2 separate regions of the Homo sapiens genome follow, and region 1 is linked to region 2. A link is an interaction called in ENCODE POLR2A ChIA-PET data of the cell type or tissue named here. Cell type or tissue: A673. All regions are shown on one strand. Each heading gives the region's core, and the rest is flanking DNA. Links, peaks and the distances in the headings are about the cores only.

Evidence for each region. Peaks named below come from ENCODE experiments on the same cell type or tissue, not always from the same donor. Only the 100,000 strongest peaks of a DNase experiment are listed, where the experiment ranks them.
Region 1: POLR2A ChIA-PET joins it to region 2 with 11 read pairs; 5 of 35 experiments call an interaction of 5 or more read pairs at or near these places.

The regions. Positions count from the first base shown.
Region 1 is chr3:120,782,817-120,787,544 of GRCh38, reverse strand. GTF2E1 (general transcription factor IIE subunit 1) reads right to left here. Exons shown (of 5, transcript NM_005513.3): 5 at 4,476-4,728. Among named protein-coding and RNA genes, the nearest start is that of GTF2E1, 42 kb to the right of the region's middle. In A673, for the core only: no CTCF peak of the experiment used is centred there; no DNase peak of the experiment used is centred there.
Region 2 is chr3:120,676,850-120,681,577 of GRCh38, reverse strand. The region is part of intron 1 of HGD (homogentisate 1,2-dioxygenase); the gene reads left to right. Among named protein-coding and RNA genes, the nearest start is that of HGD, 3.0 kb to the left of the region's middle. RefSeq lists an enhancer at 3,621-4,571. In A673, for the core only: no CTCF peak of the experiment used is centred there; a DNase peak (open chromatin) is centred at 2,827.

The DNA.
Region 1 (4,728 bases), core at 151-4,150, 110 kb before region 2:
TTTTAAAAGTACCTGTACTTATCTTGTTCACTGTTTAGTTTGCTTCTTTTGTAGCAGAAAGAGCCAACAAAATTGACAGTAAATTTACTATAGTGCCAGTTCTTTTCTGGAAATCTTCCTCATTTTTAGATATTAAAAAAAATAAAGTGATAGTAGCTCAGCTCTGCTAGAGATGACATAAAGTAGCTTTAGTGGAAACAAAACAAAGGTGAAATTACACCAATTTCTAAATTCTAAAGATTTTCGTATTTGTTTTTTGATTGTTATTTTCTACTTTTAAACTCAAGAATAAAGAGAATAAGAAAGTACATATGTAAGTCTTTCAATTGTGGTCCTGGCTGGAAACCTAGCCATCAAGCCAACTGCTAGAAAAGAAAATGAACTGTTCTTCCCAAACTTGTTTCCATTCAGTGTCCACTTGTCTCAGATAATACCAACAAGTTATGAAATGAATGAATTATTTCTCCCTCACTCATTCAGATGACTAGAAACGAAGTAACTTGGCAAGATGAGGAAGGAGAAACCAAATTAACTCATGCTTTTGCTGTGCTTTGCTACAACCTCAATTCTAAACCTGCCACCTACATTAATCCCTTAATTAAAATATCCTTCACCTGGTTTGAATTACCCTAGCATATGAGAAGACCAAAAAAGAGCCCAAATAGCCAAAGCAATCCTAAGCAAAAAGAACAAAGCCAGAGGCATCACACTACCCGACTTCAAACTATACTGCGACGCTACAGTAACCAAAATAGCATGGTACTGGTATAAAAACAGACACATAGACTAATGGAACAGAAAATAGGAAACCCAGAAATAAAGCCACACACCTACAATCATCCAATCTTTGACAAAATCAACAAAAACAGGCAATGGAGAAAGGACTCCCTATTCAATATAGTGGTGCTAGGATAACTGGCTAGCCATATGCAGAAGACTGAAACTGGACCCCCTCCTTTCATCATATACAAAAATCAACTGAAGATGAATGAAAGACTTAAATATAAAACCTAAAACTACAAAAACCCTAGAAGAAAACCTAGGAAATACCATTCTGGACATAGGCCCTGGCAAACATTTTATAATGAAGATTCAAAAACAATTGCAATAAAAACAAAAACTGACAAATGGGACCTAATTAAACTTAAGAGCTTCTGCACAGCGAATGAAACTATCAATAGAGTAAACAACCTACAGAACAGGAGAAAATATTTGCAAAGTGCATTCAACAAAGGTCTAATATCCAGAATCGATAAGGAACTTAAATCAACAAGCAAAAAATAAACAACTCCATTTAAAAAATGGGCAAAAAAATATAAACAGACATTTCTCAAAAGAAGACATACATGTGGCCAACAAGCATACGAAAAAATGTTCAGTCTCACTAATCATTAGAGAAATGCAAATCGAAACCACAATGAGACATCTCACACTAGTCAGAATGGCTATTATTAAAAAGTCAAAAAATAGCAGATGCTGGCAAGGTTGCAGAGAAAAAGGAATGCTTATACATTGCTGGCCAGAATGTAAACTAGTTCAGCCACTGTGGAATGCAGTCTGGAAATTTCTCAAAGAGCTTAAAACAATAGAGCTATTAGGCTGGGCTATTCTCAAAGAGCTATTCTCAAAGAGCTATTGGGCCGGGCATGGTGGCTCACACCTGTAATCCCAGCACACTTTGGGAGGCCGAGACAGGCAGATCACCTGAGGTCGGAGACCAGCCAGGCCAACAAGGTGAAACCCTGTCTCTACTAAAAATACAGAAATTGGCCAGGCATGGTGGCTCACACCTGTAATCCCAGCACTTTGGGAGGCCAAGGCGGGTGGATCACCTGTGGTCAGGAGTTTGAGGCTAGCCTGGCCAACATGGCAAAACCCCTTCTCTACTAAAAATATAAAAATTAGCTGAGCGTGGTGGTGCGCACCTGTAATCCCAGCTACTTGGGAGGCTGAGGCAGAAGAATCGCTTGAACCTGGGAGGTGGAGGTTGCAGTGAGCCGAGATCGCGCCATTGCACTCCAGCCTGGGCGACAAGAACGAAATTCTGTCTCAAAAAAAAAAAAAAACAAAACAGAAAGTAGCCAGGTGTGGGGGCACACACTTGTAATCCCAGCTACTCAGGAGGCTGAGGCACGAGAATTGCTTGAACCTGAGAGGCGGAGTGAGCTGAGATCATGCCACTGCACTCCAGCCTGGGCAAGAGTGAGACTGTTTCAAAAAAAAAAAAAAAAAACCACACACACACCCCAAATAGAGCTACCATTTAACTCAGCAATCCCATTACTGGGTATATACCCAAGGAAATGTAAGTCATTCTGCCATAAAAACACATGCCCATCACTGGTGGACTGGATAAAGAAAATGTGGTACATATACACCATGGAACACCACACAGTCATAAAAAAGAATGAAATCCTGTCTTTTGCAGCAATATGGATGGAGCTGGAGGCCATTATCCCAGGCAAATTAATGCAAGAATAGAAGACCAAACACCCCATGTTCTCACTTATAAGTGGTAACTAAACACTGAGTACACATGGACACAAAGAGGGCCTTCTTGAGGGTGGAAGGTGGGAGGAGGGTGAGGACTGAAAAACTACCTATCTGATACAATGCTTATTACCTGGGTGGCAAAATAATCTGTACACTAAACTCCATGACACGCAATTTACCTATACAGAAAACCTGCACGTCATATACCCCTGAGCCTAAAAGTTGGAAGAGATAAAGAATCACTCTGCATCCCACAAATATGTACAATTATTGTGTCAACTAAAAATAAGAGGAACATAGAAACAAAAATCCCCCTCATTGCCCCGCTCCCTTTGCTCACTACTGTAAAAACTTCAGGGAAGATCTGCTACACAAACTTGTGTTGATGGTACTAGGGGGAGTAAAGGACAGGTGGTGTAGAGGACAGATGGAAAACCAGGGAAGCAGAAAGGCGAAGCCAGAGGATACAAGCTCCCTGCCTACTCTCCCCGGTCCCCTACCACCTGCAAAAAAGAACTGTCATCTCCCAAAAGAAATGATACTAGAAGAAGTAGTCCAACATGTTAGGATAAAAAGTTCTATTTAAATCTTAAAGGACAGTGGGAAAGTTGGGACACTTGTTCAGCTGACACTTGAGATACACGAATATAGTCAACCGCATTCAGGGAAACCAAGTTCCTCCATCATCACTTATGGGCTGTGTGTGGTGGTGACTCTAGTTTTCCTGGGGTCAAGAAACACAGTGACTACATGTATCTACCAACCTTGGGTGTGAGCCTGCCCTTACTAGAGCTTCAGAGGCTAATCGGCAGGGCTCCCATTTTTGGTCCTTCTGTCACTGACTGTCTCTCCTCACCAGATTATTGTGCCACTCAAGAGACAAACCTATCTGATAAAGTAATATAAATTCTATTGAGTCTTATTAGATGTCACTGAAAGGGAGGTAGTTACCTATTAAATTATATCTTCCCATTGATTTTGAGTATAAATTTAGAGACGTTTATCCGAGAAAATGATAAACTCTGGATTTTTTCATTTTACTTAACTGAGGGTCTACTCACCCAAAAATCCTAGCATCAACCTAAAAAGACCTTGCTTTTGACACTCTACTATTTCTTTCATTAAATGTGTTTGATTCTTTTTCAAAATGAAAATATCTTTTTCATAATAATATATTAAGATCACTGTAATTCTCATCCCTAATTTATATATATACATTTATATATGTATACCTACCTCACAGATTATAAAAGATTGAATGAGTTAACATATATAAAGCACTTAAAATAGTGTCTGGCACACAGTTCACTATATGTTAGCTACTTTCTTCTTCACACACACACACCCCTAGAAAAACTGAATCCTATATTTAACACATTATGGATATCTTTTCCTCTCAATACATTCTTTTTTGGGGAGGGATGGGATCTCATTACATTACCCAGGCTAGCCTTGAACTCCTGGCTCAAACAATCTTCCTGCCTTGGCCTCCTGAGTACTTAGGACTAAATACAGATTTAGTGAGTATATCTATCTTTCTATTCTATTTCAAATACTGCTGCAATGAATACCTTTATTCTTACCTCCATATTCACTTGTGACATTTTCCCATAACACGAATTCTACATATACATGAACACACTTACAAAAAATAGTTTAAAAAATTAACTACATTTTAAAAATTAACATCTGATTACCATTTTATTTAAATTAACTTCTAGAACTATAAAAGTTTAAAAAACAATGTTTAAAAGCTGAAGAGCATTGCTTCTTGGTCTTTTGGCTAAGATCAAGTGTAAAAGTTGAATACTTTACGTATACAAGGTACAAAGGCATCTTATTGCACAAAAAGTTTAGATCCCATATGCATCTATCATTTGAAATATGACTAATAAAAAAGTCTTTAACATTTTTTTAATGGGAAGAATATTCATTTTAATATGCCCCAAGATGTTACAGAACTTAAAATGAACAAACTTCAGTCAGTATAAAACAGATTTATTGTCAACATTCAGTCATTAACACAACCCAGGTAAATGAAACATCACTCCATACAAGGCTCATATATTCTTTACATGTGTACTATAAAATGATAAATACTTAAAAATTACAATGCAAGGAAAAATATTGTAAGATATACAATTGTTACAGACCCTTGTGTGAAAGTTCTTTATTTTTAAAGTTCTGCCTTAGGGAAAATACCATGCTACATATCAGAACCCAAAATAAACTGTT
Region 2 (4,728 bases), core at 342-4,341:
AGCATTTTAGCTATGAATTAACTCATAATCCTCAAAATAAATCTGGGGTATAGAGAGAGGTTCTTGTTTCAATTAGAAAAGTAATGCTTGGAGAGACTATGATTTGCCCAAGGTCACTGCCAATAGATGACTTGATTAGAAGCAGGGTATGTTTGAATGCGAAGTCCAGGCTCAAAAAGGGGCCTTAGTGGCTCCTACTAGACTGGTATCTTAAGGCAAGGAAAACAGAATATGTCCCTAATATCTAAAACCATGCCTAGTGCCCAGGCCAGGCTTGAATCAATGCTCAACGCATGCATGTGTAACTGAACAGAACTGCCCAGAACCTTGGCTCAGGCCAAGTAGGCCAGACCACCCCACAACAGACATCTTCCCTGAATGCAGGGTTTGAGAAGTGCCCTAATGCCCTCTAACTGATGCTGAGTTTGAAGAATCCATCAGTTAAGGGGAGGTGTTTCTGAGTTTGAAGAATCAAACACCTTCCTAATTGGTAGGAATCCTGAAAACACTCCACACCGGAGTAAAAGACTTTGGTTTTTTATCTTTATGCCTGACTAAAAGTTAACTCTCATTCTTTCATTCAGCAAATATTTTGTGCTAGTGCATGACACTGCAGATTAATATCGTAGATGAACTGAGTCTGGGCTAGGTAGAGTCAAAAAAAAATTTCCTAAAGGAGCCTGTACCTAAACTGAGTCTTCAGAGAGAAGTTGGAACTGGCAAAGTGAGGAAGGACGGGGTCTGGAGGGAAGAGTGAGTGCAAAGGCACAGCACATACAGAATGCCTGCATGCTCTAGAATCCAAAACTGTGTCAGCCAAATTTGAGTTGATGGAGGGACAGCCAAACTGAGATACCCAGGCGGTGGTTGGATTTATGGATCTGGATTTCAGGGGAGTGGGCAGGGCTAGGGGAATAGAACTGAGGGTCATGATGTCAGTGGTAGGAGTTGAAGTCTTGGAAGAAAGAGTAGATAGAAACTTTGTTTTCTGATGAACATTCTATGAGGAAGTTCAGCAGAGGTTGGAAACATCTTTACCATTTATAAATAAATTTTATGTAAAATCCTATCCTGCTGTCATGTTTAAGCAACTTATTATGCACAGCACCAGGACATCAATGTAAATTGCATGCCAGTCTTTGCTCTCAGTTTCAAAGGCATTCTTCCCTGCCTGCTGTCTAATCTTTACAAAGAAAGGTTAACTCCAGAGGTCAGGAATCTGAACACAGAAAACCAGATTGCATCATATTCATTCTAATCAATAAACATTATATAATTTTTAAAACTGTTTCTCATCTTTTATTTCTTCATTTTAATGAATATGTCAACACAAAGCCGTAAATGAAATCACATTTACACAAAAGTACAACTGGGGTAAGAAAATTCAAAAGATAAAGTAATAAAATTAAATTTAAAATGAAATACCCTATGTATTTGAGTAAGTTGCTTAGCTTCTCCCAACCTTGGTTTCCTCATTTCTAAAACGAAGAACTTGCTTAATATTCAGGCTCTGGGCCCCACCACCAAATCCTTGATTCACTGGCTCTGGGTCTGTATGTAACAAGCTTCTGGAGTGATTCTAATGATTAGCCAGAGACAGGACCTACTATTCTACGTAACTGATTTCCTCTTGCTGCTGTAAAAAATTACCACAAATTTATTGGCTTAAAACAACACAAATGTATTATCTTGAAGTTGTGGAGGTCAGAAGTCTGAAATCGGTTTCACTGGGCTAAAGTCGAGGTGTCAGTGTGGCTGTTTCTTCTGGAGACTCTATGAGAGATTGTGTTTTCCTGCCTTTTCCATGGATTCTGTTTCCTCTTCTAGAGGCTACCCACATTCCTTGGTTTGTAGCCTCTTCCTCGATCTTCAAAAAAATGTATCTCTGCTTTTGTAATCACGTCACATTTTCTCCTCTTATAAGTCAAATCTCCCTTTGCCTCCCTCTTATAATGACACTTGTGATTACATTTAGGATACACCCAAATAATTAGGATATCTCCCCATCCCAAGATCCTTAATTATATATGCAAAAGTCTGTTTGGCTAGAAAAGATAATACTCACAGGTTTCAGGGGTTAAGCCATACATATCTTTCAGAGTGAGCCATTAGCCATTATTCAGCCTACTGCGATAATGTGCAAGTTCCCTTTACAATCTATGTTCTATGTTCCCATCAAGGTTAATTAGAAATATTAGACTCTTTTTCCACAGAAAAAAAAAATGTAGCAGTAGTTTCATCTCTACCCTGACTTCTCTCTCTTTCCTTCATGCCCAGTAAGAGGAAGTGAGGTGCACCATCTGTTCATCTCATCAGGTGTTACCTAGAATCAGAGTCAGGAGAAAGCACCTCATAAAACTACTCTGACAAGTAAACCATATCCTGGGGACCAGGTGAGAATTAAAAAGCTGTATACTCATAAGCTGCCAAAGAGCTGATGGTACTGAAGTCACATGGAGCTCAGGAATTTATTCTTGCATTTAGAAAGTATGCATATAATTCTCTCGAAAAGAAATGAAATCATATTTTTCTGTCGGATCAAATTATTCAGAAATCCGAACTGTAGAAAACATACAAACACACTTGCTTAATGTTAGCTTTTTAATCTTATTTTTGTACACAGTATACTTTTACATAGGCACTGAACCAGCTGGAAATGAATGCTTGGATTTTCGCAGCTGATAAAAGCAGAGTTCAGATTCTGTCCTTGAGCTCAATGTCTGGAGAAAGCAGCTGTGAATACTGCTTCCTTAATTCAGATGCCTTTGGCCGTGAGGGGCATGGCATTTTAAAGCTGCAATAAACTCTGTACTTTTTCTCTCAGGGGATTAGAAAAACCAATTGATTTGATAGTGACTCAGCAGTTTTCACCTTCCTCTTTAGCCAATGCCCTGCAGCTAAGATTGAGAAACGGATTCAGAACTCACACCTCTTGGTGCTTGGTGGCTCCCTTCCAAACCATCAGCTGTTCTTTCTACTTTCTTTCCTATTTTTTAAAGCACAGTCTGAATCAAGTGCTTCAGAACCATTTATACTAACTCGTGTTCCAAACACATAACCCTGAACCCTCTTCTAAGGCCACCAGTTACAAAGAATGGGGAAGGTTAATGAGTAACTCCACCAGTGCCTGCCAGAAAGCTCAGCTGTACTCCAGCCTTCCTTCCTCTCTTGCAGAGAGAAACAATGCGGCAGTTGAACAAAGCGAAGGCACTGTAATGCCCAGTGGCTTCAGTCACAGGCTGGTCTAAAATTCCATTTCACAGAATTGAAGATAATTTGGGGTTATTACCAATTCTCAGCAGCTCAAATTCAATCCCGTTGATGGTGAGCATGGGGTTCATTTTGAGAGTAGAAAATTGGATGCAGTGGAGAATCAGAATGTTGGATGGTCTCTGCCATTTCCCCAAAGATATCATCCTAACTGCATGCTGCTGCTTTTAACAAATCAGTATACAACTTAGTATTTTTTGTGTTGACAAATTTTCAAATATACAAAATATTGAGTCTGAAGGCAAAAAGAATAATTTTTCACTTCCATTGCTTCCTAGGTCATAACATTCACATCTGATATTTCTTCCAAATACAGACTGTTGTTGGCCTGATCATCACTCACACATCCAGGCTTGTTACATCTCCACGCCACTGAGTATCAGGGAACCTGCCCCAATATTCACGTAGGTTCTTTTCTATTTTCCCTAAGCGTCGGCCAACTTTAGAAATAAAGGGACAGAGTACAAAAGAGAGAAATTTTAAAGCCGGGCATCCGGGGGAGGCATCACATTTCGGTAGGTTCCGTGATGCCCCACAAGCCACAAAAACCAGCAAGTTTGTATTAGGGATTTTCAAATGGGGAGGCAGTGTGCAAATAGGTGTGGGTCACAGACATCAAGTACTTTACAAGGTAATAGAATATCACAAGGCAAGTGGAGGCAGGGTGAGATCACAGGACCACAGGACCGAGGCGAAATTAAAATTGCTAATGAAGTTTCGGGCACCATTGTCATTGATAACATCTTATCAGGAGACAGGGTTTTTAGGATCAACTGGTCTGACCAAAATTTATTAGGCGGGAATTTCCTCTTCCTAATAAGCCTGGGAGCGCTGTGGGAGACTGGGGTCTATTTCACCCCTGCAGTCTCGACCATAAGAGACAGGCGCACCTGGAGGGGGGCTGTTTATAAGCCTATACCTCCTGGCTCGTATTCTCTTTCTCAGGGATGTTCCATGCTGAGAAAAAGAATTCAGCGATATTTCTCCCATTTGCTTTTGAAAGAAGAGAAATATGGCTCTGTTCTGCCTGGCTCACCAGCAGTCAGAGTTTAAGGTTATCTCTCTTATTCCCTGAACAATTGCTGTTATCCTGTTCTTTTTTCAAGGTGTCCACATTTCATGTTGCTCAAACACACATGCTGTACAATTTGTGCAGTTAATGCAATTATTACAGGGTCCTGAGGCAATATACATCCTCCTCAGCTGACAGGATTAAGAGATTAAAGTAAAGACAGGCATAAATCACAAGGATATTGACTGGGGAAGTGATAAGTGTCCATGAAATCTTTACAATTTATGTTTAGAGATTGCAGTAAAGACAGGCATAAGAAATTACAAAAGTATTAATTTGGGGAACTAATAAATGTCCATGAAATCTTCACAATCCACGAACTTCTGCCATGGCTTCAGCTGATCCCTCCGTTTGGAGTCCCAGACTTCCCGCAACAACTGAGAACT